Regions from separate parts of the Mus musculus genome. Here region 1 is linked to region 2. Evidence: chromatin loops called from intact Hi-C (ENCODE). Cell type or tissue: gastrocnemius. All regions are shown on one strand. Each heading gives the region's core, and the rest is flanking DNA. Links, peaks and the distances in the headings are about the cores only.

The links. Peaks named below come from ENCODE experiments on the same cell type or tissue, not always from the same donor. Only the 100,000 strongest peaks of a DNase experiment are listed, where the experiment ranks them.
Region 1: a loop joins it to region 2, with 2.3 times the contacts of the local background. A loop is called at or near these places in 13 of 42 quality-filtered maps.

The regions. Positions count from the first base shown.
Region 1 is chr11:113,790,674-113,806,089 of GRCm38, reverse strand. Sdk2 (sidekick cell adhesion molecule 2) reads left to right here. Exons shown (of 45, transcript NM_172800.3): 39 at 2,804-2,965; 40 at 5,822-5,947; 41 at 11,003-11,167; 42 at 12,227-12,367; 43 at 12,652-12,790; 44 at 14,589-14,715. Gm51930 (a long non-coding RNA gene) reads right to left here and starts at 1,970. Exons shown (of 3, transcript XR_003949797.1): 1 at 1,890-1,970; 2 at 1,529-1,642; 3 at 195-880. In gastrocnemius, for the core only: no CTCF peak of the experiment used is centred there; DNase peaks (open chromatin) are centred at 7,285, 7,916, 8,534, 8,676 and 2 more places.
Region 2 is chr11:113,734,388-113,749,803 of GRCm38, reverse strand. The region is part of intron 1 of Cdc42ep4 (CDC42 effector protein (Rho GTPase binding) 4); the gene reads left to right. Among named protein-coding and RNA genes, the nearest start is that of Cdc42ep4, 9.7 kb to the left of the region's middle. In gastrocnemius, for the core only: a CTCF peak has its summit at 6,582 (motif pointing right); a DNase peak (open chromatin) is centred at 10,416; H3K4me3 peaks cover 361 bases; H3K27ac peaks cover 2,649 bases.

The DNA of each region.
Region 1 (15,416 bases), core at 4,559-12,558, 54 kb before region 2:
GAGCAAAGTCGCAGCAGCATCACAGGGCCGCAGTCTCCTGTGCAGGCCAGGAACCTGGAACATAAACACCCTGTTCCACAAACCGAATCAGGACTAGAGAGAGAGGGGATCCAAGCAAAACATGGTTGCCCCAAGAATGGACAGAACCCCAAAGAAAAGAGTCCTCTGGTGTTCTCATGTTATCCCGGGCCCCTTCCAAACCTCAGAGTTCTCAGCACACCCCCTCTGGAGGGTCAGGGACCCTTTTAGAAATCTAATCAAAGCCTGGGAGCGTCTCCCCCAGGAAGATGTGTGACAGTGAGCAGCTACCACACTCTGCAAATGACTGTCCTAGCCCAGGTCAAATGCACTGTCTTCAGATCACTCTCTCCCTCTCCACCCCTGCCCTTCCCAGGCCCCCCACCCAGACCCTCTGCCATGGGGCTCTCAGGAGGGCTTGGACCGGCAGCGCTGCCTGCTGGCATCAGGTAACTGCCAGCTTTCTTACACAGCAGCTTTCTCACCCTGCAGCTACATTAAGAGAACTCACAGGCAAGAAAGGGGCTGGGCTTCTCAATGGCTGGGACTACTTACAACAAGACATAGGGAGAAGACTGCCCTAGAAGTGACACCCTGGTGGCAGGAAGTGACCACTTTTGTACATGTGCGTGCTCTCTCTCTCTCTCTCTCTCTCACACACACACACACACACACACACACACACACACCTCCTAGGACTGGAGCCTGGTAAGAACAAGGGACAAAGCTTGGGAGCATTAGGCAGCTCCAGTTATGGGTCAGAGATGGGGACAATGATCCTCAGTTTTTCTTGCCACCACCTAGGTGCCAGCTGCCCATCCTGCAGAGCCGGGCTGTGTCAGAACCAAAGGGGAGGCAGGTCCTGGAAAGAGATACAGGAAGGAACAGAACTAGGTCAGAGGACAAGAAGACAAGATGCAGGGAACCTAGACAGGCTCTTGTCTAAGTGGTTTCTTCCTGGCCTATCCAGAGACCTCCCACTTTGAGAAACAGAGTTCTTGGCCTCTCAAGATCTTCGTCCATCAGGGTCTAAACTCCATGTCCTTATAGGTTCCTGAGTCAGGGTGTCCATTTAGAAATGCCACAGCTCTGCAGCAGGCCAGCAGCCCCCCATTTTCTTATAGAGAAAGCCAAGGTCTAGGCCAGGATGGCATCTGCTCAGCAAAGAGGACTCATTCAGTAAGTGAAAGGGCTAGAGCTGAGGCTCCATTGGCACAGTGGTTGCCTGGCATTCACAGAGTCCTGGGTACCATCCTCAGCACCACGTAAGTTAGCCATGGTGACTCACATCCACAATTCCAGCTCTCAGGAGGTATAGGCAGGGAGACAGGAGTTCAGGGAAGTTCGAGACCAATTTGCATCACCAGAGACCCTGTCTCAAAAATAAATATGGCATAGAGAGAACACCTAGCAGTTTAGGGTCCTGGCTACTGTCACAAAGGGCCAATTCCTAAGCACCCGCATGGCAGCTCACAACTGTACATAACTCCAGTTTTAGGCAATTCAATACCTCTTTGGCTTCCTTGAGCACCAGGCATGCAAGTGGTATCCAGGCATACATGTGAGCAGAATGTCCCCTGCTCCACTCTGCTCCCTCCGGGGCTTGATGCTGGATCATTAGCATCTAAGGAAAAGAAACAGTGTCAGGCAGGGGTGGCGCACGCCTTTAGTCCTAACACCTCGGCAGCCAGAGGCATGGAGATCTCTGTCAAAGAAAGAAAGAAAGAAAGAAAGAAAGAAAGAAAGAAAGAAAGAGAGAGAGAGAGAGAGAGAGAGAGAGAGAGAGAAAGGAAGGAAGGAAGGAAGGAAGGAAGGAAGGAAGGAAGGAATTAAGAAATTAAATACATAAATAAATAAATTTAATAAAGTACCTACTATGTGTTTGGTGCACTCTCCTTTTATGTGAAGTTCCATTTCCCATTTCCTTATTAGGAATGCTCCTGACCCTCTGGGCTTGTTGGAAGAATAAACTGAAATCATATATATATATATATATATAAATATATATAATATACAAATATAATATTTATATGTTTATATTATATATTTATTTATATTTTTCTCCAGCTTTAAGGGAATTCATACACACACACAAGCTTAAGGGCTATAGCAGGTTCTGAGGTGACCTTCTATAAGAGAACAAAACCTGGTCCTGACTCTCAGGGAGACTTTAGGGTTAGGAAAGTGCAGAGCGCACAGAACCACCTTGTGGAAGCCCCCAATCCTGCCCCTGGCTGCCATGACCTTAGCTGCTGAAGCTTCAACCCTAAAAGCCACATGGTTACAGATGATGGGGCCCCTGGAGCTGGGCTCTCATTGGCCAAGAAGAGAACAAAGGTGGGACTGGGGTGGGGCTGGGGCTAGGGCTGGGGTGGGGTTAGAATAGTCACCGGGTGCTATCCAGCTCCAATGCTGGAGGCATCTTCAAGAACGTCCCAACACCAGCTGCCTAAATGTCACGTTCTGTGATATGTTGGCTTGGGATGGGCTGACGGGTAGTCTAGCAGTGAGACAGGATGGAGACTTTGTGGCTGTTCCGGGATGCACAGACAGGACATAGCTTTCCTCCGGGTACTTTAACCATGGAGTGTTTTTTTTTTCCTGAGCTCTTTTCAGAGCCATGTTCCTGACACAGTGTTGGCAGCCTGTGGGCTTGAGTGACAGCTCGGCTGATTCCAAGAGATGGAGGCCACAACCGTCACCTCCTCCCAGGAGCTGCCAGTGGCCTTGGTGGCCCTGTTCCCACCAGCTACTGCAGCCCCTATTCACGGTCCTTCCCCCACAGGGGTCAGCAAGATTGTGACAGTGGACGTGAAGGGGAACAGCCCACTGTGGCTGAAAGTGAAGGATCTGGCCGAGGGCATGACGTATCGTTTCCGAATCAAAGCCAAGACCTTCACCTATGGGCCTGAGATTGAAGCCAACATCACTACGGGCCCTGGAGAAGGTAGGGGAGACGTCACACTGTCCTATGCCCCGCATCCTCAGGCCTCCAAGTAAGAGAGACCCAGGAGGTCTAGAGACCTGTCTAGCTCAGAAGACACTGGGAAGCGGAGAGCTTACTTACTCCTCTATCCCTGCCCCAAGAGTCCTCCCTCTCTCCTCCTCCTCCCTCTTCTTGACTCCTCCTCCCTACCCCTCCTCTTAGCTTCACTCTTGTCCTCATCCTCGGCTTGGTTATTAGCATCTAAGTCACCGGGCTATTCCCGCCCAAGCCTGGACTGACCCAGACCCTCTCCGCCACGCAGGCCCATACACACATCCCAGGCTGACACGGGGTCTGCCTCAATATAGAGCCCAGGTTGGCCTGCTATTCATGGTTCTCCGGCCTCATTCGCTCCAGTGCCGGTTTTACAAGGGTGAGCCACTACAACCACTGAGGTTTCCGCGTGTTCCTTCTTTCCTTCCTCTCTAACCCTCAGCCTTTGTCACCTCAGCCCCTGTCACCTCTGTCCAGGAAGGAGGCAGCCTGGCAGGCATCCAAACCTCCATCCTGGCCGGAACCACCTCCCTGTACCTCCCCCTCCCCCACCCAGCAGTGGCTGTCGGAGCAGGGGGCAGAAGACTCTCTCCCAGCTCCTGTCCGGTTGTACGCTCCCTGGGTGGGCACAGAGCTTCTGATTCCCATGAGACGCAGTCATCTCCTCTAACGATGACACTGGCACCTCCCGTAACTCTCTGACACATGAGCTACCTCCTGGCAGCCAGGCCTGCCTTCCCCAACACCCAACACCTCTTTTCCCATTTTCAAGACAGGGTTTCCCTGTGTAGCCCTGGCTGCCCTAGAACAGATACCTTTACAAATAGAAGGCCACTTTGTATTTGCATGTCAGTGTTCTGCCCTTAGGGTCCCACCCTAATCCTCTCTGTCACTGCCCCTGGCCTCTGTCACTTCTCTCTCTCCACCCAGGACCCTGGGGGCAATCAGGGTTTAGTATCCTCTGGCCCTGTCAAGGGTTCAAGGTTTTCCATGCTGACCATAAAAATCACCTCCTAAGCCACCCCGCCGCCCACACCCTCTCTCGAGGAAGACTCCAGCCAGGCCCAGCCCAGCTTCCACCCTCTCCTTCCCCTCCCATGTCCCTGGGCCATCAGCAGACTAAACTTTCTCCAGAGTCTGGGCTAGAAGAAGAAAAGGCCTGGAGAGTCCAGGCCCTCTTGCCTTCTACCTGCTGTGGGTTTGTCACCCCCGTTTCTCATTCAGTAAGAACAGGATGTGCAGGACCCCTGGAGGTTGCTGTCCCAGCCTCCTCAGCTCTGCTCCTCCAAGACTTCCTGGTATCTAAAAGCTAGAAGAGAGTTGGCAAATAGCAGGCCACCTGAGCTCAGTTTCTTCCGACTTAAGGTTTAGAGAGTTCAGGCTTGGAGTTTGTGGCACGGGGTAGGGAAGGCGTTGGACAAGAAATAGAGGAGGAGTGGGGAATACCAAGAAAGAAAGCCAACCTTACCCACGAGGGCTCTACAAGACACAACACCTGCACAGCTGTCCTTGGCTCACCAAAAAAGCCAGTGGCAGCCCTTTTCTCTGTCCTGAGCGATGCCCTATACAGAGTGAAAAGCAGGGACTCCAAAGGCCTCCCCAGCCTGCACCCCACTCTCAGGCCGTATCTCCCCTTTATGGGCTGCAGGCAGGATGCTCCTTAGAGAAGGGAAAGTGTGTGTGTGGGGGGGGACTGAAGCTCTCCAAAACTGACGTCAGGAGTAGATATGGGGGCCTGGCAATGGGGTATCCAGCTGTGCGAATATGTATTCCCATGTGTGCAAAGTCTCCATCGGCCTCCTGTCTGAGTTGAACGACTCTCCGGGGTCCCAGAGGGCTTTGGTGAGAAGTTGGAGTTGTGTTCTCTTCTTATCAGGCAGCGAGAGGCCATCAGTCAGCCTGAACGCACGCACATACACTGCTGCCTCAGCCCCTGGTACTATGAGCCCATAGGAAGCATCTACTGTGGGCTAGGCTCTAGGGATGGTTAGCATCATGTCTACTGGGAGACATGCCTGGTGGGGACCACACGCGGCAGGAGTCTCCAGGAAGGGTCAAGGCTTGTGCTGGTACACTCCCAGTGAAGCGATGCAGCATAGACGGATACCGGCCCAGTGCTCTGTCCACACAGGCTGCCTCCAGGCTGCTAGTCCACCCTCCCTCTCTAATATCTCAGTCTGCAAGACACACCTTCTGCCAGGTTCTCCTCCTGAGGCTTCCTAGGGCCCCAGCCTGCTCTCTCCACACCTAGCCTAACAGCACATGCACGTAGGGGTAGCAGATTTCAAGTAAGAGACTGGACGGGCATTATCCCATGTCAGGTAAGGAGATGTTAAAGGGACCTTCACCCCCTCAGACAGGCCTCCATCCCTGGGCACACTCCACCATCAGTCTGTTCACCTCTGCTGCCCACTATGACATCTCCTTTCAGGATTATCCTTCCACAGGACCCTTGCAGATGGGCAAACTGAGGCACCCCTGAGGGGTTCCATGAGTGGATCACGTGATACGTTCTGCCTGGTCTTACATGCCTTCGTCCTCTGTCTCTGCTCTGGAATTCTTCCCAGGAGCATCGCCTACCCTGTCCCGTGCCTTGTCCTGGGATTCAGGAGGTGTGGGAATAACAGGAAGAGAGACTGGCCACATCCTGGCAGGCCCGGCCCAAGATATGCTCTTCGGACCTAGTATTTGCAGGACGTCCCAGAGGCTCTATGTCTAGAGTTGACCTGGTTGCCCAGCCCCCTCCCACCAGCACAGGTTTTTTGTAAAGAGAGGCCACTCTTGGTTCCATGGGTGCCCTCATGCACTATGGGATGTTTGCAGGTGCCCCAGGACCACCGGGAGTACCGATCATCGTTCGCTACAGCTCAGCCATTGCCATCCACTGGTCCAGCGGAGATCCTGGCAAAGGGCCCATCACGCGCTACGTAATAGAGGCCAGGCCTTCAGGTACGCCCTGCTCAGGCTGGGCTATCTTCCCTCTGTGGCCCACGCCCTACCCTTCTCCCATCTTTACCCTTGGGCTTGTTCCCATCCTCCATCCATGAAGGTATGTATGTGTGCAATTACTGTAAGTGAAGCTGGAGTTGGGGACAGAGGACAGGGCTTTTTCCTTAGAGCCAGACTCTTGCTTAAGAATCCCCGGGGCCGGGCGTGGTGGCGCACGCCTTTAATCCCAGCACTTGGTTGGCAGAGGCAGGTGGATTTCTGAGTTCGAGGCCAGCCTGGTCTACAAAGTGAGTTCCAGGACAGCCAGGGCTATACAGAGAAACCCTGCCTTGAAAAAAAAAAAAAAAAAAGAATCCCCGGAAACAGTTGTTAGCACCTTGTAGGAACCAACTAAGGCTAAAGATTGTTCAAGGGGCCAGAGGAAGGGCTGGACAGTCAAATGTTCAGGCATGAGGACCCAATTTCAGGTCCCCAACAACCCCATAGAAAAGTCATACATGGTAGTGCACACCTGTAACACCAGCACGGGGGCAGAGCCCTAGAGTTTGCTGGCTAGAATTGGCAAGCTCTAGTTTCAAAGAGACATTGTCTCAAGAAATAGAGTAGAGAGCAATTAACAGACATTCAACATCCCCCTCTGACCTCCATACACAAGTGCACGCACCCTCGAGCATGCACACATGCACTCGCACGCTCATTCATGCATGCACACCCATGAAGACCACGAAGCCAGAAAAGCAAGGCTTGGCTCACGTTAGCTAAATGCCCATGTCCTGCTTGTGACTCACTTTGTCATCCTACCGACCTCTCCTGTCAAGCCTGAAATCGAATCACAAGAACTTCCAAAGCCATCAGGCGCTGAGCGGCTGATAAGTCACTCCTGAGGGGGCTTGCTCTCCGCTCCTGTTTCACTATCGGCCCTGCACCTGCTTCCCCGGGCACCAGTTCCATTACTCCGCAAACTCCAGCTCCCTCTGTTGCTAGGTTTCCAAGCTAATCAGAGGAGCCCAAGTCAGCCGAGAGCTGCCGGCTTGATCTTTGTATTCTGAGGCTCTGCGCCTAGGCGATAGAAGTTGAGAAAGATAAGATAAGTCTTTGCTGCCAAATGAGAATTAATAGTCAGAGGTAGGAGAGCCTAGTAGTAGTTGACATGTGCATGCAGGTAGATGCCTAAAGTCAGCCTCTGGTGTAATTCCTCAGGTGCCGTTCACCTTGTTTTATGAGACGGGGTCTCTCACTAGCCTGGAACTCACCAAATTAACCTCGGCTAGCTGGCCAGAGAGCCCCAGAGATCATCCTGTCTCTCCAGCACTGAGCTCCCAATCGCTTGCCACTGTGCCCGTGTCTGGCTTTTGAAAACAAAGATTAAAAACCTGGGATCTGGCCAGGCAGTGGTGGCTCACGCCTTTAATCCCATCACTTGGGAGGCAGAGGCAGGCGGACTTCTGAGTTCGAGGCCAGCCTGGTCTACAGAGTGAGTTCCAGGACAGCCAAGGCTAGTACAGAGAAACCCTGTCTCAAAAAAATCCAGAAAAACAAAAACAACAAAAACAAACAAACAAACAAACAAACAACAACAACAAAAACCTGGGTTCTAGGGAATCAAACTCCGATCTCAATGCTTGCAAAAGAAGCAGTTTGCTGGCCAAGCCATTTCCACAGAATACTTCTTATGGAGACTTGAACCAGCTCCCACCACCACCACCACAGGTTGTACATTCCTCAGGGTGGCTGGGTCACCCCAATAACAAAGAATTAATTATTCTGGGAGCTCCTGGAAGCCACCACCACCCACCACTGCCCTAATCTCACACTAACCATCACAGCCACCATAGCTCAGTGTCTAGCAAACTCAGATGCACCAGGTCGCCTACACTGCAGGTGGTGCCGGCTCTCCAGATGGTCCCTCCCTGGTGCCGGCTGTTGAGTTGGCCCAGAGGCCTTTGCATGCATCTCCTCACCAAGGCCTGTGCCTGCTTATTCCACCAAAGTCAGCCGACCCGGTGCCAGGCTGTGGAATGTTGGCCCCGGACCTCAGCCTGTTGCTTTTCCAGTGTTTCCTGGGAGGCCCAGCATGGGCCACTGTCCTTCCAAGTTTGGGGGTTGTGACTTGGTGCACACAGGTGGAACAGAGGAAGGACTGAGCCAGCATTCCGTGACAGATACAGAAGGGTCAACACCAGCAGTTCTAAGGAAGAACAGACAGTGGGAAAGCAGGGGAAGGGAGCCCTGAGGATGCGTGGACAACCCTTAATTAAACCTGTTGGAAAGTGAGCTGCTTTTCAGAGATGGCTGTCTCCCCTCCTCTGGGCTGCCTTCCCCCTCTTTTATCCTCCCTCCATGCTAATGTGCTCCTCATGACAAAACAGCCCTGGTGACACAAAATATCCCTGCATTGCTGTGCTTTGTGCTACACAGACTAAGCTAGACATACCGACTTTGAGCCATTTAGCTCTCGGGCAGAGCAGAGCGAGGGAGGGGTTCGCTCTGGGACTGACCGGGCCTGTGAACTGGCTCCCACATCTGCTGACTCTGAGGACTGAGGCCATTGAGGGACATTCTAGCAGCTTCTGGCTTGGTCTCACTGCCCAGCCCCCATCCTTTGTTTGTGTGGGGTACAGAGAAGGGGGAGTGGGTATAAAGAGCAGGCAGGAGACCTCAGCCTCTAGAAGGCAACAGCAGGATTCTCCATGAGCTATTAGCAGACGTTGGTTGCACCCACCGCTTTTCCCGGGTACCATGAGGAAACTCAATGCCAAGAGTCGGGTAGCTCAGCAGAAAATGCCAGCACTGTTAGCCATGTCGCTGTGACCTTGGCAAGACAAGTTAAGTTCTCTGAGCCTTGTCTTATCTGTCAGACAGGAGAAGTTCTTACCCCCTGTCATTGTTACAGCTACTCCCCCACCCCACCCCCAGCCCGCGCATCAGGTTGTATGACACAGGACTGTCAGCTGCTATGGGAGAGGCCACATTGTTACAGTAATCGCATGAGGGATCTGAGCCCCACTACATCCCAAGGAATGAAGTGCTGAGCTACGCATTGACCTGCGAGATAATACTATGAGAAACGCAGGGGAAAGTCAGAGCTCCTAGATTTAGCACACGCCACGAAGGGTGTCTGAGCTAAGTGCTGGTGTATAAGGATATAAAGACAAGCCACACATGATCCTTAAGGATTGCACAGCCTCGAAGTAGGGAGAGCGCCAGGAGATTAAACAGAAAGATAATTGGGTAACTGGATATGCTGGCACAAGGAAAGAGGAGGAGGCAGGGAGTTGTGGATGCCAGATCAGCTTGGGCCACAAAGTGAGACCCTGTCTCAAAAGATTTTTAAGTTAGCGGGCTGGAGAGATGGCTCAGTGGTTAAGGACACTCACTGACTGCTTTTCTAGAGGACTAGGGTTCAAATCCCAGCACCCACCGTGGCAACTCACAACTGTCTGTAACTCCAGATCTAACTCTGATATACATGTGGGTGGCAGCTCACAACTATCTGTAACTTCAAGATCTGACATCGTCTCACATAGACATACATGCAGGCATAACACCAATTCACATAAAATAAAGGTAATTTTTAAAAAATTAAAATAACGTAGGTAATAATCAAGTAGATATTCAAAAATACTGACAATGAGGCAGGAAAGACGACTCTCTGGGTAAATTGCTTGCTACCCAAGCATGAGGTCCCGAGTTTGCATGACCAGCATCCATATAAGAGCTGAGGGAAAATTCTGTGACCCCAGTACCGGGAGGTAGAGGCAAGCAGGGATCCCCATGGTCTATGCCCAGCCAGCCTAGCTGATTGCTGAGCTCAAGATTCGATGACAGACCCTCACTGTCTCAAAAGAATGAGGTGAAGAGCAATGAAGGAGGAGCAAAGGAGACCCAGACATGGCCGTGCACGCACGTGTGCACGCGCACAAACACACACACACACACACACACACATACACACGCACACACATGCATAATGCATACTACCAGCCATGGCTCAGGACCCAGGGCCTTCTGGGAGAATCTCTGAACAGACAGACCTCATGCAGGCTTCGGTAAACTTGCAGGGTCTATGATGCAGAGAGGCAGGCTGCCCTCGACCCGGCTTGCAGCACACTTGGACTTGGTCCAAAATGTTTTTTCAAATGATGCTAGGGCAGTGGTGGCTACTTATGTCCCAGATTCCCCTGCTGGATCCGAGGGAAAGTGTGGTAAGAGCAACAGATTCCTTCAATCCGGGAGAGAATGTTCTGGAACTGGGAAGCCAGCCCTGGTACAGGAGATCGGCTCAGAAGTTCACGGAAGAATGAGGTCCCTGAGAGTGAGGCTGGGGCCGCTGCGGCAGGGAGAGCTGGGAGATCAAGATAATTCTATAATACATATCCTGTTATATATGTATATTATATATACATAATATAACATAGAATAAGAATATAATTGCCTATATAATATCTATGCAAATATACTAAATATATTTTGGATAGACAAATATAAATTTTCTTATGTGATATACCATATACACATAGCCTAAAAATTAATTTTATACACTATTTTAGTATTTTGTACATGAAGTAAAGTTTAAGCGTGTGTAGTCTTTCTGCTTGAGATGTTATAGGTCTCAAAATGTTTCTTTTTGGGAGCATTTTAGATTTTACTTTTTTATTCATTTAAGTCTCACTGTATATCCCAGGCTAGCCTCAAGGTTGATATCCTCTTTCCTTGACCTCTGGAGTGCTAAGATCACAGGCGTGTCGATATTAGAGTTTAGTTTCTCTGATTAGGATGTTCAGCCTGTACTGGTTTGGTTGTTAAAGAATTTATTGCATGGTACATTTTTTAAATGTTTTACAGATGTTTTAATTTTAAAGAAAAGATTTTAGAGGCACACTCTCTCAGAAAGTATCTGTCTCTAAGACAAGGCCGTCCTAAGAGCCAGGCTCAGGCATGCGTTGGGCCACTGATTAGATGGGACCCGTTATTCAGGGGGTTACAGCTAGAACCAGATCAGCTGGGATCTGAGGCTCTTCCACCTCACAGTGCCTCCTCTCTCTGCTCCTGCAGATGAGGGGCTCTGGGACATTCTCATCAAGGATATCCCCAAGGAGGTGACTTCCTACACCTTCAGCATGGACATCCTGAAGCCAGGCGTAAGCTATGACTTCCGGGTCATCGCAGTCAACGACTACGGCTTTGGCACTCCCAGCAGCCCCTCCCAGTCTGTGCCAGGTACCAGCCTATAGGGTGGCAGGTCAGAGAGTCCATGGAAGAGTTGATGTCATGCTGGGGGAAGGGGACAGGAAGAAGGCGGACACTGGGCAGCAGAAGAGTCAAGGTGGTCATAGAAATGCACTGTCCCTCAACTTCTCTAACCATGAGCTCTGGGCTCCATGCCTACCGCAGTTCACAGCCTCAGAGGAAGTTGCTAGCCAGGCCATAAACTATGGCTCCACACAAGCCACTTCACCCCACTCCCAACAGACAGCACCCAGGTGGGCCATGGGCTAACACTGGTGGCCTCTAAGACCCCACTGGGCAGCACCCCAGGTGGGTCCTGTTCACTGCCCCACCCTCCCCCTCTCTTTCATTCCTCCTATCCACCTCAGGGTTCACATGTGGCACTAGGCCTACACCTATGGCCCTGCCCAGTTACTGACCACTTTAAATATAGAGGCAGAAAATCGGCTCTCTGCTTGGGCATTAGCAACCCAGCTCCTTTTCCACCCATATACTGCTCCTGTGCCGAGATGGATAACACCAAATTATGAAAGACAAAGAGATGAAAATAAACTTCTTAGCTTCCTACCATCTGTAAATAAATAAACATATAAATAAATAACAACAACAACAAAAACATTCACTATAACTTTGAGGAAAGATCTCTCAGGCTTACTAAAGTCCAGAGAAACATCTTTCCACACACAAATTAGAATCTGTCTATCAAAGTCTTTTTTTTTTCCCCCAAAGTCAGGAGAGCAAAAACAAAAAAGCAGCTAACAAACTGCTACTCTCCATTCTTGATCCCCTGGCAGACATCACTCATCGATCGCAGCACTCTTTCTTAATAAACCCAGGGAATTCTCAATCAACTAGACCATAAAACTCTTCTTAAAATGGTCTCCCAGGCAAACCTTTGCCAGCAGATCAAAGCAGAAACTTTTAGAGTGCACAGACCCCCACCTACTGGTAATGCCCATGAGCAGGTGGTGGGACCCCAGATGGACCAAGAAGGCTTGTAGGCAGGAGAGTATTGAGCATCCAGGTCCTGACACTCTACTGCTGTTGCAGCCCAGAAAGCCAGCCCCTTTTATGAGGAATGGTGGTTCTTAGTGGTCATTGCTCTTGTGGGCCTCATCTTCATCCTTCTCCTGGTCTTCGTACTCATCATCCGAGGTCAGAGCAAGAAGTACTCCAAGAAGACAGATTCAGGTGAGTGACCCTGTGTCCTCCCAACGGCAGGCTTGACTCCTGGGGGTCTTCTTTATGTTGGGGGCTGGGAAGGTCCATTTTCTAGCAATGTACCATCTCAGGCGAGGCAGCCAGGAATTCCTCCACACAACCCTGGGCTCTAATCTGGGTCTTGATACTAACAAGCAAGAAAAAGGAGCATCCCAGCTAAGTGGGAGAATGGACCTGGGAAGGAATGGCTGGCTGTGTGGTCTGATGGGTACCAATTCTCTCCCCCCTCTCCCCCCACATCTCTTTGCCCTCAGGAGGGAATACCAAGTCAGGAGCGCTCGGCCACGGGGAGATGCTAAGCTTGGATGAAAGCAGTTTCCCTGCTCTGGAGCTCAACAACCGTCGGCTGTCCGTAAAGAACTCCTTCTGCAGGAAGAACGGCTTGTACACCAGGTACTACGCCTGCATGTGTGACAGAGGACAGAGACTTGAGGGCCACACAGCAGCGTCCAGCAGGGATGGCCAGGAAGGAGCATGGAACAAGCCATGCCCACGTGGCCTTCCCCTTCCCTGGGAAATAGCATCCATGCTTCAGGGCTGGCAATGGTCAGCGGAAGGTCACGTGGGACCCCAGCGAGATACTTAGGGGCTTCTGTTAGTCCCACCAGACCCAGTCACAGCTTAGAGAATGTTAGAAACTCCATGAGGAGGTGGACACTAAGAGTCTCTGCCAATAGCTGCAGAGTGCAGAAACACATAGTCATGGAAACCAACCTACAGTAGTTTGCAGTCAATTGCACTAGTAACCAGCCTTACGGACAGACGGCCATGCACCCCATCTCAGACCCAGATGAGACACCTCGGTGCGAGGTGCCAGGGACTAGCCCATTGTGTGTGCCTTTCTTAGCAAGGGGAGAGTAAGCACCTTCTTTCCTGGGCTTGGCTTACTTTGGTTGGAGTCAAGTCAAGATCCTGCCACCATCTTTCAGCCTCTGGAAGCAGTTAGCATGGAAGGACCTCTGGCTCAGCTGCCAGAGAGCTTGCCTGTCACGGTTGAGGCCTAACACTGTGAAAACTGGATGTAGTGGCGCACACCTGTAATCCTGGCGGGTTCCTGGGAGGCAGAACTGTGAGGATCAGTACTGAACGATCAGCCCTGAGTTCCATAGTGTTTGAGGCCAGCCTGCACCAAACGGGGTCCTTTCCCAAAAGCCCAAAGCAATGAAAAAAGATAGCGGCCATTTTGGTGGGACCCAACTCCCATTCCTGACTTCTTTCTGACTCCAGTCTATTCTGGATAGTCTTCCCTGAAGCCACCAAGCTGTCCATTCTTTTCTTTTTTCCCTCCAATTTTTTATTAAGTATTTACTTCATTTACATTTCAAATGCTATCCTGAAAGTCCCCTATACCCCCCTCCCCAGGCTGTCCATTCTTAAGGGCCAGGGATGATTCTGGGGTCTACCTGGTCCTCCTCTGACGGGACTGGGCAGTTTAATGTTCCCAAAAGTTCAAGGGAGGTTGAGGCTACAGCCAAAGGGACTCCGGTCTCCAGCCTCAGCGTATTGACATTCACAGTTCGGTGGAGGCAGCAGGCTGGGGGTGGGGGAGCAACCTCTTTGAGCGAATTCACAAAGCCTCTCTCTGTCTCCTCTTGCAAGGGTAAGCCATGTGTACTTCTCCAAGGGGGTGGAGGGGAAGGCAGAGGGCGGAGCACTCAGGCTCTCATCCCTCGCCAATCCAGACTTCCAAAGAAAGAAGCGTTTGAAGCTGCGGTAAAACTCACCCAAGCCTGGCATGGCTGCCACAGCCCCGCTGAGCAGGCTCCTGGGACTGCCACGGGGAACAAGGGGGCATTTCACCCATGGCCCCACCTCCCCTTGTCCCCCTCCCCCTCCTACTCATAGGACACATACATAGAGGCCTGCATGTTCTATGCCCCCATGGGAATGAGAAAAATCTTGTTTTCACCAAACCAGATTCAGGCTGACCTGGACTCAGTAATGTCTGTGCATACATGTATGTGCCCAGGCACATAGACACACATTCCATTTGCCCTATATGTTCAAGGACTTCAGTGTGGTATTCTGTTTTCTCTCCTCCTCTGCTAAGTCCCCCCTCACCCCACCCACTTCTCTAAGGCCCAGACTGACATAGTGTGGTCACAAGGAGGAACCCAGGGTGGAGGGGCCGGTGGCCTGCGTTCCTCCAGACCTCTCTGAGACTACCTCTCAGCCTCACTCCTCTCCCTAGGTCCCCTCCCAGGCCCAGTCCAGGTAGCCTACATTACTCTGATGAAGACGTCACCAAGTACAACGACCTCATCCCAGCTGAGAGCAGCAGCCTGACTGAGAAGCCCTCGGAGATCTCTGACTCCCAGGTGAGGGGCGCAAGGGGCACGAGGGGCACGAGGGCACAAGCCTAGACAGGTGGTGGCTGCTACCAAATGTGGGTGAAGGGATAAGCAGCATCCTACCACACAGCCAGCCTCCTCCTCCTCCTCCTCCTCTTCCTCCCCATCCCTCTCCCTTCTTTCCTTCCTTGACTTTGGAGACCAAAGCGGGAGAGAAAAGCTATCCAGAAGTCATTCATGGGTCATTCACCACCACCTCCAAGCCCTGCTCAGTTTCCCCCAGAGCAAATGGGGTCTGGGCCACAGGAATCACATGAGAGCCTGGACCCCTACAGTCACCAGAGCCCCGCCGTTGCCCGGGTTCTCTGTAACTCGGACTTATGGAGGAACCTTGGAGCTGAAGAGTAACTAAAAGAGGGGCTAGGGATGCAGCTCAATAGATGAGCATACAGCAGTCCCGGGGTTCAGTCTCAGCAGCTCAGTGGATGAGTACTTACCTAGCATGTGGGAACCCCGGGGTTCAGTCTCAGCAGCTCAGTGGTGAGTACTTACCTAGCACGTGGGAACCCCGGGGTTCAGTCTCAGCAGCTCAGTGGATGAGTACTTACCTAGCACGTGGGAACCCCGGGGTTCAGTCTCAGCAGCTCAGTGGATGAGTACTTACCTAGCACGTGGGAACCCCGGGGTTCAGTCTCAGCAGCTCAGTGGATGAGTACTTACCTAGCATG
Region 2 (15,416 bases), core at 2,542-10,541:
CCCACTGAGTGGAACCTTGGGAGATACGGGCGGGAGGAGAGCTTCTCAGCTCCTGGTGATCGATCTTAGCGCGGACTTTAAGGAGCTGGATGCTAAAGCGAGCCTGCTCCCAAAGCAGTATTGATGTGGGGGTGTCTCGGCCCCTCTGGTAACTTCTCGGGGTTTGCAGGACCCTTTGCTCATGCTGTCTGTATGCTCGTGCTGTTCCTCTGAGCACTTCTTCCATTTTGGGGGGGGGGCTCCTGTCTCCCTCTCTTTTGAACCCTCCTTTCCCCCCTCAGTTTGTGGCTCGCATATGCCTGCTTTCGAGTTCTTGTTCTGATCCTGTGTGTGCGCCCAGCCTTCTTTTGAAACTGACCATCCGAGCTTCCCAGCAGGAAGTCGCAAGCAAAGGGAGAGTTTCCCTGTGTAAAGCTGTGGTCCCAGGGGTGGTCTCCTGCTGACCTGTAAAGGGATCCTAGACCCTCCCTTCAGAGCTTTCTCCAGGAAGGCCTGGGTCGCTCGTGGTTCAGCAACACCCTCCCCCACCCCTCCCCCACCCCTCCGCAACTGCAACTGCTTTCCCATGGCCTGGACAGGCCGTGCCCATCTGTGGCAGGCATGGTGTTTGATGTTGGTGTCTCCTTCTCTTCCTCTTTTCCTTTATCCCTGCCTCCTGCTTCCCTTGAAGTTTGGATGGAATTGGCAGGGGAGGGGCGTCTGCAAGTCAGCATCCCGGATGGCCTCGGAGGAGCGGAGGAGCGGCTCCAGCTGTTCTGGTTGGGACATCCATGCCACCGTCTCAGCCCCACAGACACTTAGGCGCTTGCCCCTGCCGGGGGAGGGAGGACTCTGCCCCTCAGAAGAACAGAGGCGCTGGGTTGATGCCAGCGATAAGGCTGGGGAGTGGAGGGGGTTGAGCAATCTCACCCTGGCAGTTGATCATGGACCTGAGCTATGGTTAGGTCCTCTTCTGACCGAAGGACCGGAAGCTTCCTCAGCCTTGGGAGAAGGGACCAAGTCCCAGAGCCAGGGCACACTTCAAGTGGTGGTTTAGCAGAAGGCCCTTGACAGCAGACTCCAGCTAATTCTCCTGAAGTGCCTCTGGGATGATGCTCAGCTATCCTTGAGTGTAGGGCCTGGGACAGTCACCGAGGGAGGGGCAGCAGAGTGGCTAAAAGTAGCCCTGCCTGACTTGCCTGGTGGAGAAAGTTCAGCCATTAGCAGCCCACATTCCTACTCCTGATACCAGTGAAGCCCCAGCTTACAGTGGGCCTCCTGGAGCCTCGGGCTCCCTTCCAGCTGAGGAACACTTTCTAGCCCTTCCCTGCACCCCAGGCACTGCGCTGCTAGGGGGTGGGGCATTGCTGGCCCATGGAGCCTCCTTTAGAGACTGGTGGTCTTGACCTCACCTTTTCAAGCTGAGGTAGGCTCTCCCATTTTGGTCTGTGGTAGAAACAGTTTGAAGGTGTCATGTGTGCACACCCCTGCCTTTAATCCCAGGGCCAGGGCAAGAGAGCCTTGCACGTCTTGCATGTTTCCTCATAGCTGCTTGGGTCACCATCCCCTGCCTTGGTTTTCAGGGTAGTGGATGATACCTGCGGAAGCCACCGCAGCAGGCGGCTCTCTCCAGGAGTCTGGCACATCTGTCTCCTTTGAGGTCCTGTGCATTGTTGCTGGTAGAACCCAGGGTCTTGTCAGTCTTGTCTCTTCCGTACCCTGGTCCTGGGGAAGAATGAGAGTGTTTCTCATGGTCCTTACTGACCTGAAATCAGAAGGAGCAGAAGTTCGGTTTGAGAAGAGCTGGCCCTCTCCATCCCATATCACTAAAGGTCAAAGGTGAAAGAGAAGGAAGCCCTAGGCAGGGCTGCCTCATGACCCCCTGCTGGGTGGCAGTGCTAAGCTAGGACAGACTCTGTACCTTGGCTTCAGGGGACAGCTTCATGCGACACCCTAGAGCCTATGGGGTTAGGTTTGTACAGGTATGTTCAGGACTGCCCGTGGATCCTGTTTGAAATTAGCGTCACTGCGCATGCTCAGTAGATGTGGGGTCCCGGCAGAGTGCACATTTCAGGGTTGCCTTTTTATCTGTTGAGTTGTGTCACCCCTTGTAGAATGTGTCTGTGTGTCTGTGTGTGTGTGAGCGTGAGCTTACATCTTCACCTTAATGTAGAAGGCTTTGAAAGCTATGGGGAAACTGAGGCAGAGATAGCTAGCAAGCTCAGTGTGGTGAGCCCGATTATGATCTGGCTCTTAACCCCCTCTATTCCAAGTCCCCAGCAAAGCCAGGTTGGAAGATCTGCCATCTCACTTAGGGGTTTTCTCTGGAGCCCCCAGAGTACACTTGTGTTTGCCTCTCAGCTCAGGAGTGGTTCCTGGGAGAAGCAAAGTGAAACTGAACTAAGCAGGGCCTCGCGGATGGATCTGGTTGCAGGCGCAGCAGCTTCCTTCTGATGTGAGGCCAGGAGCAGAAGCCCCGCTTGTCCGCTTGTTCCGCTAGTTCCGCTAGACACCGTCTCCTATAGCCTGTGTATCGCCTGTGGTGGCTGGTGTCGGGCGGCTGACTCCTGGAAGCCCACGTTTCCAGGAAAGGTCCTATAAACAAGTGAAGCTGCCGGATGTCCTTGGGTCATTAGTTGTTCTTCGTCTTGGCTCCTTGGTCAATTGTCGTTTCCGGTCTCTCCCAGGCCCTGGCCCCTTTCTCTTCCCTTGTGGGCAGGCCATGGTAAGGGAAACCATTCCCTTCACCCTCCTGCTGGCTTCCTTCCCCTGGTTCGAGCCAGAGGGTTCTGGACTGAGGGTAGAGATGGATGCTGGGTGAGATTGAGGTAATTTCCAGCTCAAGGGCTCCCATCCCCCCACCCCACCGTCTATTTCCTAGAATTAATAATTTTCTCTAGGATGATAGAAAATGGAGTGCCCAGACTGGAGATTTTAAAATATATATATATATATATATATATATATATATATATCAGTGCTAGCCTGCATGTATGAATGTTCACCATGTGTGTGAACGCCTTCAGCAGGAGCCAGGCAGGCCCCATGGAACTGGAGTTAGAGACAGTTGTGAGCCTCCGTGTGCATGCTGGGAACAGAACTCTGATCCTCTCCACAAGAGCAACAAATACTCTTTAACTGCGCTCTCTAGCTCCAGCGATATTTTAAAATAATTCTTTTTATTTGTTTGTTTTTATTTGTTTTGTTTTTGTTTTTCAAGACAGGGTTTCTCTGTATAGCCTTGGCTGTCCTGGAACTCACTTTGTAGACCAGGCTGGCCTCGAACTCAGAAATTCGCCTGTCTCTGCCTCCCAAGTGCTGGGATTAAAGGCATGCGCCACCACGCCGGGTAAAATAATTCTTTTACACACACACACACACACACACACGCACGCACGCACGTGTGCACACTGGTCACAGTAAGGTCAGAAGACACCCTTGTGTGCTCCATTCTCTCCTTTCACCATGTGGTTCGGCATGCTGAGCTCAGGCCTTCAAGCTTGGTGACAAGTGCCTTTACAGATGTGAGCCATCTCATGGGTCTTGGGGAAATCTTTAAGACGAACACAGTCTGTGAAGCAGTGGGCTTCCTGTGGGTGTTTGGTCCTTGTAGCCCTCCCTCATCACCCCTTCGAGGCTTGATGAGACCCCTCCCACCTCCGATGTGCTTGTAGAGTGGAAACCCTGAGAGTTCAGCATCACATTTCTCTGGATTCTTCTCTCAGCTCTGTCCTTAGGAGCTGTGTGACCTTGGTGACTCATGGGCTCTCTAAACCCTGCCCTGCTTTCTCATCTTCAAGATGGAGATGACAGTGTTGATCTGTGGTATTTGATATTGTTGGGAAAAGGACCCAAGATAAAAGCTGTCAGACACGCAGCACGAGAACCTTCAGTACTAAACGCCATTTAGCCAGAACATATAGCATCTAGGACCTGGAGTGTCTGCTCTGCTCCATACTTCTGACCTGTGGCCTGGGGAGAGGACCACCTGGTGCAGGGTCTGGCCCTCTGCCTGAGGCTAGGGAGCATCTCAAATCCTAGATGCCAATTGATCAGGACTAACTTTGGTAGACGTCTCTCCAGACCACTCCTGATTCCAAAGTCGACTGCATTCCCTCTTTACCAACTAAGGGGTTGATTGCTGAGACACACTGTGTTTCCCCACTTGTTAGCTTGGTTCAGGCATTGGAATCGTATAGTTTTATACACTGTTAAGGATTGCAAATTTGAGTGGGGGCGTGGTAGCACGCACACCAATCAATAATGCCAATCCTCTCAGGCTGGTGGAGGGAGGAATCTCTGTATATTGGAGATAATGGAGACTGTCTGTGAGTCCACTAGAGAATGTGACAGTTGATGACAGTAGCCATAGAGCAGTGCTGTTAATAGCATAATGCTGGGAGCTGAGGGCAGCTGTGTGCTAGGACACAGGCTTATTAGCATGTATACAGCCCAGGCTTCCATGTCCAAGTCTGATTACCGCTTGCCCCAATAAAGGATAGAAGGCTGGTCATACGCATAACTTTAACTTTTCTATAGGTTTTTTTATTTTTTGTTTTTGGAGACAGGGTTTCTTGTATAGTCCTGAAACTTACTCTGTAGACCAGGCTGGCCTCCAGCTCACAGTGCTGAGTGAGTGCTCAAATTAAAGGTGTGCATCACCGTTGCCCAGTTTAATGTTAACTTTTCTTTTTTTTTTAACAAACAGATTTATTTATTTATTTATTTTATGTAAGTACACTGTAGCTGTCTTCAGACACTCCAGAAGAGGGAGTCAGATCACATTATGGATGGTTGTGAGCCACCATGTGGTTGCTGGGATTTGAACTCCGGACCTTCAGAAGAGCAGTCGGGTGCTCTTACCCACTGAGCCATCTCACCAGCCCCCTAATGTTAACTTTTCTAATAGTCATATTTTTTTTAAAAAGGTAAATTTTCATATTAACGCTGCACGTCCAAAATATTGCCATTCCCACATAGTTGTTGAAGTTTTTCAGTGGAGGGTCTGGGAAATGGCTCAGCAGTTAGGAATACTTGCTACTTTTTCAGAGGACCTTGGGTTGATTGCTAGCACCTATGCAGGGCAGTTTACAAATGCCTGTAACTTTAACTTCAGGGGAATCTAACTCCCTCTTCTGTGTCTCTGTTGGCATGTGTGCACGAGTGGGTGCACACAAATGCACACACAAACATAGACACATACACAAGACACATACATACACACACAAACACATGCAGACACAGATACACACACTCTCAGAAACGACACACACATAGACACATACACAAGACACACACACACATACATACATGCACACAGACACACACACTCTCACACACAGACACACACATAGGCACGTATACAATCCACACACACATATACAGACAGACATACACACTGATCACAGACACTCACAGACACAGACACACAAACACACACACAAATAAAAGAGAAGTGGACAAAATGGAGAGACATATGCCCCCTTTAATCCTAGCACTTGGCAGGCAGAGGCAGGTTAACCTCTGGTGAGTTCAAGGCCAGCCTGGTCTACATAGTGTGTTTCAGGACAGCACAGCTACCTAGTAAGGCCCCATCTCAAATAAGTTCATAAGTAAATGTACAGAAATTACCTATGGTGTACTTTATATTGTCCTTTAAGATACAAAAGCTTCAACATCTATCATGTGTCTCACACTAAATAGTACACTACAGTCTGGATACCAAACTTTATAAATATTTGATCAGTGTTTGGATTGCAAAAAATTTTACAGTCATACACTGATTCACACAGGTTTTCCCAACACTCTGAAGTTTTCCTGTAAAGGAACCAAACATCCTATTTAAAATTTAAAATACTTGAATTAGGAAAAAGAAAATGTTTCCCAATTCTCACTAGCCACAACGTGAGGACTTAGTGGCCCCTCCTGGCTGGTGGCAGCCCTATGGGTAACTAGGTTTAGGATGTCACTGTGGGTGCCAGGCAGAAACCAATGTTCTTCATGTCTGCTGTAGTGTCCCGTTCAGTAAGGACAGTTGTTGCAGATAGGACAGGATTGTCTCTCCCCTTCTCTCTAGGCTTCTGAGGTAGACTCTTGTTTTGCAGCCCAAGCTGGACTGGCACTTGGAATCCTTCTGCCTCAGCTTTCCAAGGGCCAGGATGAGCAGTGTATAGTGTGCCCAGCCTTCCTCATTCTGAGACACACATGGAAGAGTCCGTAGATGAGAGCAGCCAGGATGAATTCAGGGGGAAGACAGGCACTTGGGCTCTCACCACTGGATGCTCCAAAGCTGCTCTGCCTGGTGAGACTCCAGATCTGCTTCAGAAAGAAGCAGAACAAGGCACAGAAGGAAAGGCTCTGTGGAAGCCGGCCACAGCCGCCCAGGCTCAGGAAGGAGCGCATATCGAACCAAGGCAGCTTTGGTTGCTTTCCACCCATTTAACAAGGCTGGTTCTTATAAGAGTTCAGGAAAATTATTGTTCTTTGTTGCTGTCACATTTTTCCTAGTTTTGTTATTTTATGAGTATGAGGGGTTTTTTTTTGTTTGTTTGTTTTTTGTTTTTTTTGCCTATGCATACAGTCTGTGCACTGTGTGTGTGCAGTGCCCAAGGTAGCCTGAAGAGGGCACCAGATCCCCTTAAACAGGAGTTACAGATGTCTGTGAGCTACAGTGTGGGTGCTGGGAACTGCCATGTTCCTATCTCTCCACATCTGTTTCCGGGTTTTTGTTTTGTTTTGTTGTTGTTGTTGTTGTTGTTGTTGTTTGAGGCAAGATCTCACTTTTTAACTCTGGCTGGCTTGGAACTCACCATACAGAACCAAGTAGTGGCCAAGTCATGAAGATCTGCCACCACAACCCGGTTTAAAAAACCAAACGAATGAACAAAACAGGCAACATCCTGCTCTGTAGCTCAGGCTAGCCCAGAGCTTCCTGTGTAGTCATACTGCCTCAGTCCTCCTGCGTAGACTTCCCCCTGTGCTGAGACTGCGGTGTGAACCACCTACTGCTTCTCTGTTTATTTGACTGTTATTTGTGTTGCCGTGTTATATTTATATTTTATATAGTACCATTTACTGCTAATGTGTGTTTGTTACCAGGGATCAAAATCTAGAGCCTAGCACAGGCTAGGTGAGCAGTCCACCACCACTAACTTAACGTTGAAGGAGGCTCTTAGCTGCAGCGCCTAGGTTTACCTGGAATTTACCACGTAAACGGGACTCTCTTGAGCTAGGACCCTCCTCGCTCACACTGAGTAGTTGGGATGGCAGGACCAGCGGCTCCAGGCCTGGCACTTGACTCTTCCTGGTCTTTGTGGCCCCCTTTTAGTGACTCAGTGGTAGAGGTCACACAGACAGCTGCACTTCGCTGCGTTTCTTTGGGGGTTTGGTTTTGTTTCTCCTGTGAGTAGCTTGCCCTGCATTTCCCATACTTTTAGCACCTGTACCCCCACCCCCCAGCCCACAAACTTGGGGAATAGAAGAGAAGTCTTTGCTTGGTAAGATGAAGGCCGGAAGGCAGAAAGCCGCCTGGACCACAAACAAATGAGGCGCTTGGCAGCATGTGTGTCACCATAATGTAGACAGGCATATGCCAGATTTGCCAAAATATTTGCAGAATAGCACTAGGATTTAAAGATATCGAGCAAGTCTACTGGAAAACAGGAAGCCCCTCCTGCCAATAGAGGAATGGGCAAAAGCTTCAGTGAGCAGTTTCCAAGGAGCAGGTCTGCGTGGCGATAATACATTTTTTTAAAACAACACACTTAGTAATCAAAGAAATGCACACTACACGTTCCGGAGGAAAGGTTATGTTTGTATTTTAGAGTTTCAATTCGGTGAAAGCCTATCATTGTAGCAGTTGGAGGCAGAGGCAGGAGGATGGTTGAAAGTTTGAGGCCAACTCTGTCTGTATCAAGTTCCAGGCCAGTCAGGGCTACACAGCAAGACCCTGTCTCAAAGAGGAAACAGGGAAGCCGGGCAGTGGTGGCACACACCTTTAATCCCAGCACTTGGGAGGCAGAGGCAGGCGGATCTCTGAGTTCAAAGCCAGCCTGGTCTACAGAATGAGTTCCGGGACAGCCAGGGCCACACAGAGAAACCCTGTCTTGACACCCACCCCCCCCACACACACACACACAAGGGAGAGAGACACAGGGAAGGCAGGCAAGCACCTAAAGTTGATCACCTCATGTTGCTGGGACTGTAACATGACAGAGCATCCTCAAAATAGAATGGCAGTGGGAAACAGAAGTGATTTCTTTTTTTCACGCCAGTCTTACAGAAATAATTACAAGCTGGCATAGTTATGGAAAATAGAAGTTATAGAGTCTCAATGAAAGAATAAAACATTTGTGACAGACTGGCGGAATGGAAACTTGGGGTGTTAGCAATGGCGTTTGACATGGCGTGTGATTTACCAGCGCATGAGTGCCTTCAGTCCCAGAAGGAAGGAACAATGACTGCCTTTATTCCCCATCTGTAATAACGCATCCTGCCTGTGTAACAGGGAAATATCTAAGTCTGTACTGCCCCATAGAAGAGTTATGTTTCCTCACACTTTTAATGTGTGTGTGTGTGTGTGCACATGTGTGCGTGTGTGCAGGCATAGTACAGGTGCCCACAGACGCCAGAGACATTGAACTTCCTGGAGCTGGAATTGCAGGAGGGGTGAGCTGCTGCTAGGCGTGCTGACAATCGCATGCCCGCATGTCGGACCGTTTAACCTTGACCGTCTTCCAGCCCTTCTGCTTTATCTTTTGAGACGGGGTCTCTCACTGAACTTGGGAGCTCACCCGTCTGACACAGGGAACTCTCTTGCCTCCCTAGCCTTGGGATTACAGGCATACGCTACTCTGCTGGCCTATGTAGGTGCTGGCAAATCTAAACTCCGGACCTCATGCTTGCATAGTGAGTTCTTTGCTGACTGAGCGGCCTTCCCAGGCTCCATGTGAGGTATTTAATACCTCAGCAGCCACATGAAGCCAGAGGCCACTCTACTGGATGTCAGGTGTGGAATATTAATAACCTGAGGCTGAAGAGTTGGCCCAGGGGTTAAGAACGAACACTTGCTTGTCTTGTGGTGGACCCACGTTCAGTTCCTATTACCCCCATCATGTCACTCGAAAGTGCCTGTGACTTCAGTGTCTGGGCTCCTTGCACATAACTGCATACAGACACATACATATAAATAAATAAAACAGAACCTTTTTTTGTTCTTTTGAGACAGGATTTCTCTGTGTAGCCTTGGCTGTCCTGGAACGTACTCTGTAGACCAGGATGGCTTTGAACTCAGGGATCTGCCTGCCTCTGCCTCCCTGAGTGCTGGGATGAAAGACATGCACTGCCACCACCTGAATAATAAATATAAAAAATTAAATACACACACACATGCTGCCGGGTCACTCTGGCCCCCACCCATCTCCAGCATCTCCTGCCACCCCACCCCCAGAAGCAGGAATTCCTAGGCGGCATGCTTCCCGACACAACCGTGACAAAGCACCAAGTGATGTCTGGAGAGCCTCAGTCACTTTCCCTTCCAGGAAGAGCCCATCAGAGAAGGGATGTTTATCTCTGGGAAGTAGGCTGTACCCTGGCTGGGCTTGGGCAGTGTTGGCCGGGCTTGGCCGGCCTCTGGGAAGGGTGCAGTAAATGCTCAGATCTAAGAGTTAAAGCGCTAACTTGGGTCAGGATTCTGATCTTTCTCCCTGGCATCTGGCAGGGTTGAGGCTCTCAACCCTGGATCAGGGCTTCCTTGAGAAGGATTTGAATCTAGGCTTTGTGCTGACCCCATTCCTAAGTACCCAGGGGACACCTGGCTTGGAGTTCTCACGCACGGATCCTTTCCGCTGCCTTCTCTTTAGGACTCTGTAGGGCCTTGGGAGGATCAAGTTCAGCTGTCCCTAGAGATGACCCTCTAATCAAGGAGTTGGTAATGTGGATTCTGGTCCCAGTCATTTTCAGGGTAGCAGCCTTCCTAGCCCAGTGCTCCTCAGCCCCTCCAAACATACTGCACCAGGGTTTGAGAGAGATGGGCTACCGTCAGTCAGTTCAGAAGATAAGGGAAGGAGGGAGGAAATTAACTTGCTGGAGCCTCAAATCCCCTTCCTGTAAAATAGATGTATCATGAGAACCTCCTGCATGGTTGCTTTGAGGTGCAGAAGAGTACGTGTCTGTTTTCTCAGCCCCAAGCTAGACACACAGGTACCTGGTAAAGGGGAGTCGTTGGCAGCCATAACTTTTCTGCGCATGGTCAGTTGAAGGGAGCACCTTGAGTGACTTCTGCCCTTTCCTTTTCCCTCTTTGTTCACAGTATTGGAGTGGCCGAGCTGGGAGTGTGGGAGGAGTAAAACCCAAGCTCTCACCTATCTGGAGTGTCTCTTGACTAGATCCCACTGTCCTGTGGGTGGCTGACTTCCAGCTCAAAGCTCCCGTGACACTGGCGGAAGGCCAGTCTCCGTTGGGTGGGCGTGGTTGTTCCGAGTCACCTGCTTGGCCAAGAAGAAGGCTGGAGCACCAGGAAGCAGCTGCTAGTGTTCTCCTTGTGAGGGTGAGAGGTGGGGGTTAGGGGTGGGGACAGGTGATCAGTCTCTACAGATCTGGGAATGAGTCTGGCCTAGGACTGTGGGTCTAGAGTCATAGTTAGCTTGCTTTTATTTTATGGGGATGGGTGTTTTGCGTGCATGTATGTAAGTGTAGTCAGTGCTGTAGAGCCCAGAAGAGAGCATCAGCTCTCCTGGGACTGAAATTACAGTTGTGAACAACCATGTGGGTGCCTGGAAGTGAACCCAGGCCCTCGGTGTTCATAACCTGCTGAGCCTTCTTCTCTCCTGCATTCAAATCTCTATAGATTGTCCACTCTTACCTCCCAGACACATAGCATAAAACATGACTCTTGGGGGTGGCCTGGGGAAGGGAGGAGGGACAGATGTCAGTGGGAGAGAGCCTGGCAATGTGCAGAGCCGTGCTAGCCCTGGCTGATGTCTTGTTCTTGTAGATGCTGAGCCCTGACAACTGGAGAGTTTTAAGCTGTTTTGAAATTAAAGTCCTTTCCTTAAGCCTTTGATGCTTTGGGATTTATTATTATTATTATTATTATTAAAAGCAGCTTCGCCACATTAAAGGGAGGAGAGGCAGGGGAAATAGTTGGGTTGGTAATGTGGAAGGACGAGGACCTGAGATTGGCCCCTAGAAGCCCTGTTTATAAAGAGTGGGGGGAAGGGGCACCTGCTAGCAGGCTCAAAAAACTTGCATCTCTGGATCATACGTGGTGGAAGGAGAAAGCTGACCCCTTAAGTTGTCCTTTGTTAGTGAGCCATGGCACACATGCACAAAATGAACAGGCACATGCACAGGAACACACACACACCCTGCAACCCTGCACCCCTCCCCCCAGCCCCCACCTCACCAGGGAACCTTTTTTTAAAGACAGGATCTTACTGTGTAGACCAGGCTGGCCTCAAACTCAGAGCCACTTGCCTCTGCCTGCAAGTGCTGGGATAAAAGGCAGGCCCGGCCCCACCCCTGCACCTGGCTTTAGCCAGTTTTTCTCTTGAGCCCAGCCTCACATCTTGGTTTCCCTCTGTCCCTTTCAATGAACATGTATCGGTGTGTTTGTGTCACAGATGGCTGTAAGTGGATGGATATGGGAGTCCACTGCCTGCTGTTTAGGGAAACTGTCCCATGTGGCTACATGGCCTCAGGACAGACACTCCACCTCACCCCCACCCGTCACGGTTTCCACGGACCTCGTGCTTCCTCATTTTCTCAGGCCGCCCCTTACTGCCCTGGTTCTCCCAGCCAGCGTGTGATGTTGTGGCTAAGGCTTTGCTGAAGAATATCCACGCATTTGGGACTTCTCCTCCATTGATACAGTTCCACCTGCTCTGTTTGTAGATGTGGAGGAGGCTGAAGTATTCTTGTGGCTCAGGCAGGTCTTGAACTTGCCATCCCTCTGCCTCAGCTCCTCAGCTCTCCCAATTGTGGGTGCCCCTTGGCCACCCTGTCCCGAGGTCATTAGGATGTAAGTAGTTCTTGGGATCCAGGTGCTGTGACTCTCCCTGCCTTGTGAAATGTGTCCCACCCACCCCTTCCCACCCTCTTTATTCCTCCTACCCTTTTTTGGCTCTTACATTGGGCAAGATGATGGAAGAGACAGGAAGGGCTGACCTCAGTCTTGGCAGCGATGTCACTGCAAGTGTTACTCGGGGAAAACTTTCAGATTGGCAGAGGAGATCTGAGCCCTGGTACCACTTGGGTCCCTCAAACTCCATGACCTTTGGCAACTCACCTCTCCTTATCCCTCACTGCCCCACCCCCACCCCCAAAGCCTTGCCCAGGCCACTGGGTTGGATCATCTCTGTGACCCCAGCCCGCCACATTTATTTCAACACCTACTCCTACCCCTGGGCTACATGACAATCCACTGGTGTGTGGGAAGGACATACCAGAGCCATCACAGCTGTTCATTCGTGTCTACGATGGATTGGTTCCAGGTCCCCCTGGGACACCAAAATCCACAGAGGCTCAAGACCCTTCCGTGAGACAGCACAATGTAATGTGTGCGTATCTATCCCCTGGGGCACTTTAAACCATCTCTAGAGTTCCACATTCCAGAGTGACAGGGATGCTATGAAAACAGTTGCATTAGGTTGTTTAGGGAGTGAAGATGAGGTTGGGGTTGTACACGTTCAGTGTTTGTGTGTGTTCTGGTAGGGCGTGTTTCGCCTGCCTGCACATGTGTGTGGAGACTAGAGATTGACATTATTAGTGCCTTAGTCTGTCCATGTGCCTGTCCATGATAGTTGCTTGGGTGGAGGGGGCCATGCACTTGTCATAGGGCGTGTGTAGAGGTCAGAAGACAACTGTGTGAGGCAGGTTCTCCTTCCATGTTTCCTGGGGTGACAGGGGCTTCACTTGTGTTGCCAGGTTGTACCGCGGGTGCTTTACCAACTGGCTCTCCTTCCAGTCCTGCATGTCACTTTTTAAAACTTGTTTTTAGATGTATTTACTTTATGTGTATGAGTGTTTTGTGTGCATAGTTAGTTATACACGTACCATACGCATGCCCAGTGCCTGCAGAAGCCAGAAGATGGGATTGAATCTCCTGAGACTAGAGTTACAGAGCCACTATGTGGGTGCTAGAAATCAAACCAAACCAGTGCCGCTAACGGCTAAGCCACCTCCCCTCCGGCCCCCACCTTACATTAGAAGATAGGATCTCTCACTAAAGGTGGCTCACCAGGGTTCCCCCCCCCCCATTTTTCCATCTCAGCATGATCTGTGTGCGTGCCCCAGGGATCGAACTCAGATCCTTGTGGGCAGCACACACTTTACCTACTCCACTGAGTTCTCGCCCCAGCCTATTTCTGAGATCTTTTCTTTTGACAGATGGAGAATCCACAGATTTAGAGGGCTGGCCATCTATTGATTTTATTTTCTTAAAAGACAAAAACTGAAAATTAAGGACTGAATGGGTGGCAGTTTGCACATAACCTAAAGGAACCCTGTGTCGGCATGGTTAACACTCACCTTTCGTCATCACAGATAGGAGGCAGAGGCAGGTAGATCTGTGAGTTCAAAGCCAGCCTGGTCTACAGAGTGAGTTCTAGAACAGCCAGGGCTACATAGTGAGACCCTGACACACACACACACACACACACACACACAAAACCAAAACAAGAATTGTGCACACATGCATACACGTAAAGGACACCTTAGAGGGGTGTTTTTCCATGGCACCCCCACACTTTGGATATTGCATCGCTGTTTTAGCAGTGACCTGGAGAGAGAACTGACCATGACTTCAACCTGTGCTCTCTGGGCTGAGTCCTCTGATAGGGCATTCCTGTCTCTCAGAACCTAATTCTTTACCCGGCCCAGGTATTTTAGAGATGTTTGTCTGTCGTAGGATGAGAAGTGTGTGTGTGTGTGTGTGTGGGGGGGGGGGGGGGGTCCTTGATGATCGTGTGCGGTTCTGTCTCTGGCTTTTATGTGTTGGAATTGTGGCTGTTCAGGCCAGAGGGTATCTTAAACCAGTACATCCCAAGTTCCTTGTATAAACAGCAGACTCTCAGCTATACCAGAGTTGCCTGCATCTCTAATCCCAGCACACACCCCTTAGAACTCCTCCTCCTCCTAACACAGTGTCAAAGCTGCTGTAGCTCTGCTGTCCCTCAGCTGTCCCTCTGCTGCCCTTAGCACCCCACAACTTTTTAAAAGTTTCATAAAGGCTAGTGACTGTTCCAGAAAATACCAGATCTTTCTCTACTGTCAAAAGGCGGAGCGCTAGCTTCTCTGGGAGAGATGTGGCCTGCGGCAGGCTGGTTTTCCTGTCCTGATGTAAAAAGTGTTAACACTGGACACTTGGACGAAGTTAAGTTCTGCCTAGGGGCAGGTACAGTGCCGGCCCTGTGGAGAGAGGTATGTGTGTGTGACTCAGCTCTGGGACAGGATCCCTGGAGTCCCCATGGAGGCTGCCCTTTGATCTGCCACTGGGGACATCTCCACTCCTATTGGCCACAACTCTGAAACACTCCCAGGATGTCTTCCCCTGTGTCCTCCCCAGCCACACTCAGGTCTTGCCTCCTCCTGGCTGCAAACTCCAGAAAATAATAACCTTACTGAGTTTCTGTCTCCCCTCCCCCATGGCTTCCAGGTTAGCCGCCACTAGGAACTTCCCAAGGTTGTTGGTTTACATTACACACACACACACACACACACACACACACACACACACACACACACTCACTCACTCACCTGGCTTGTCCTCTGAGCATGTGGATTTTTGGTTCTGTCCCTTAAATACTACAAGCATGTTCCCACCCCAGAAATGTTGTGCGTTTCCTGTGAGCCAGGGTTTGACACAGCTGCCTTCTGGTTGCTCGTGGCTCCGTTCACAGTGCCCCTTCCTCAGAAGACCCTCCTCCAGGACCCCCACTTCCACTCTCGCTCCCATCACCTGGTTCCCTCTTTACACCGCACTCCCACCCCGCCTTACCCCCAACTCGCTGTCAGCTGTACCTTGGGAGTGGTAATGTTCTGTTTTCACGGCCTAGAATACGGTCATCCTTCAGTATTCATGGTGATTGCTCTCTGCGACCCTTCAGATACCCGAATCCCAGATGTTCGTCCCTGAGTCCTTTGTCTAAAATTGCATGCTTTGCATATAAGGTTATATATGCAACGTGTCTTCCTGTGTCCTTCAAGTAGGCTCTGGGTTCCTTGTATACACAACACCGTGTGAAAGGTTGATAGGCAGAGCTGAGCTATCTTGCTTATAAAAAATCATAAGGAAGATATCTATGCATGTTTTGTAGAGCTGTTGAATTCCCACCTGCAGAAGGCTTTCTAACTACGACTGGCTGAATCTTCCGGGGTAGAAGGAACTCTTGCAAGCACAGAGGGTGGGCTGGCTCTATGTGGATACTGTGGGGCTCTAC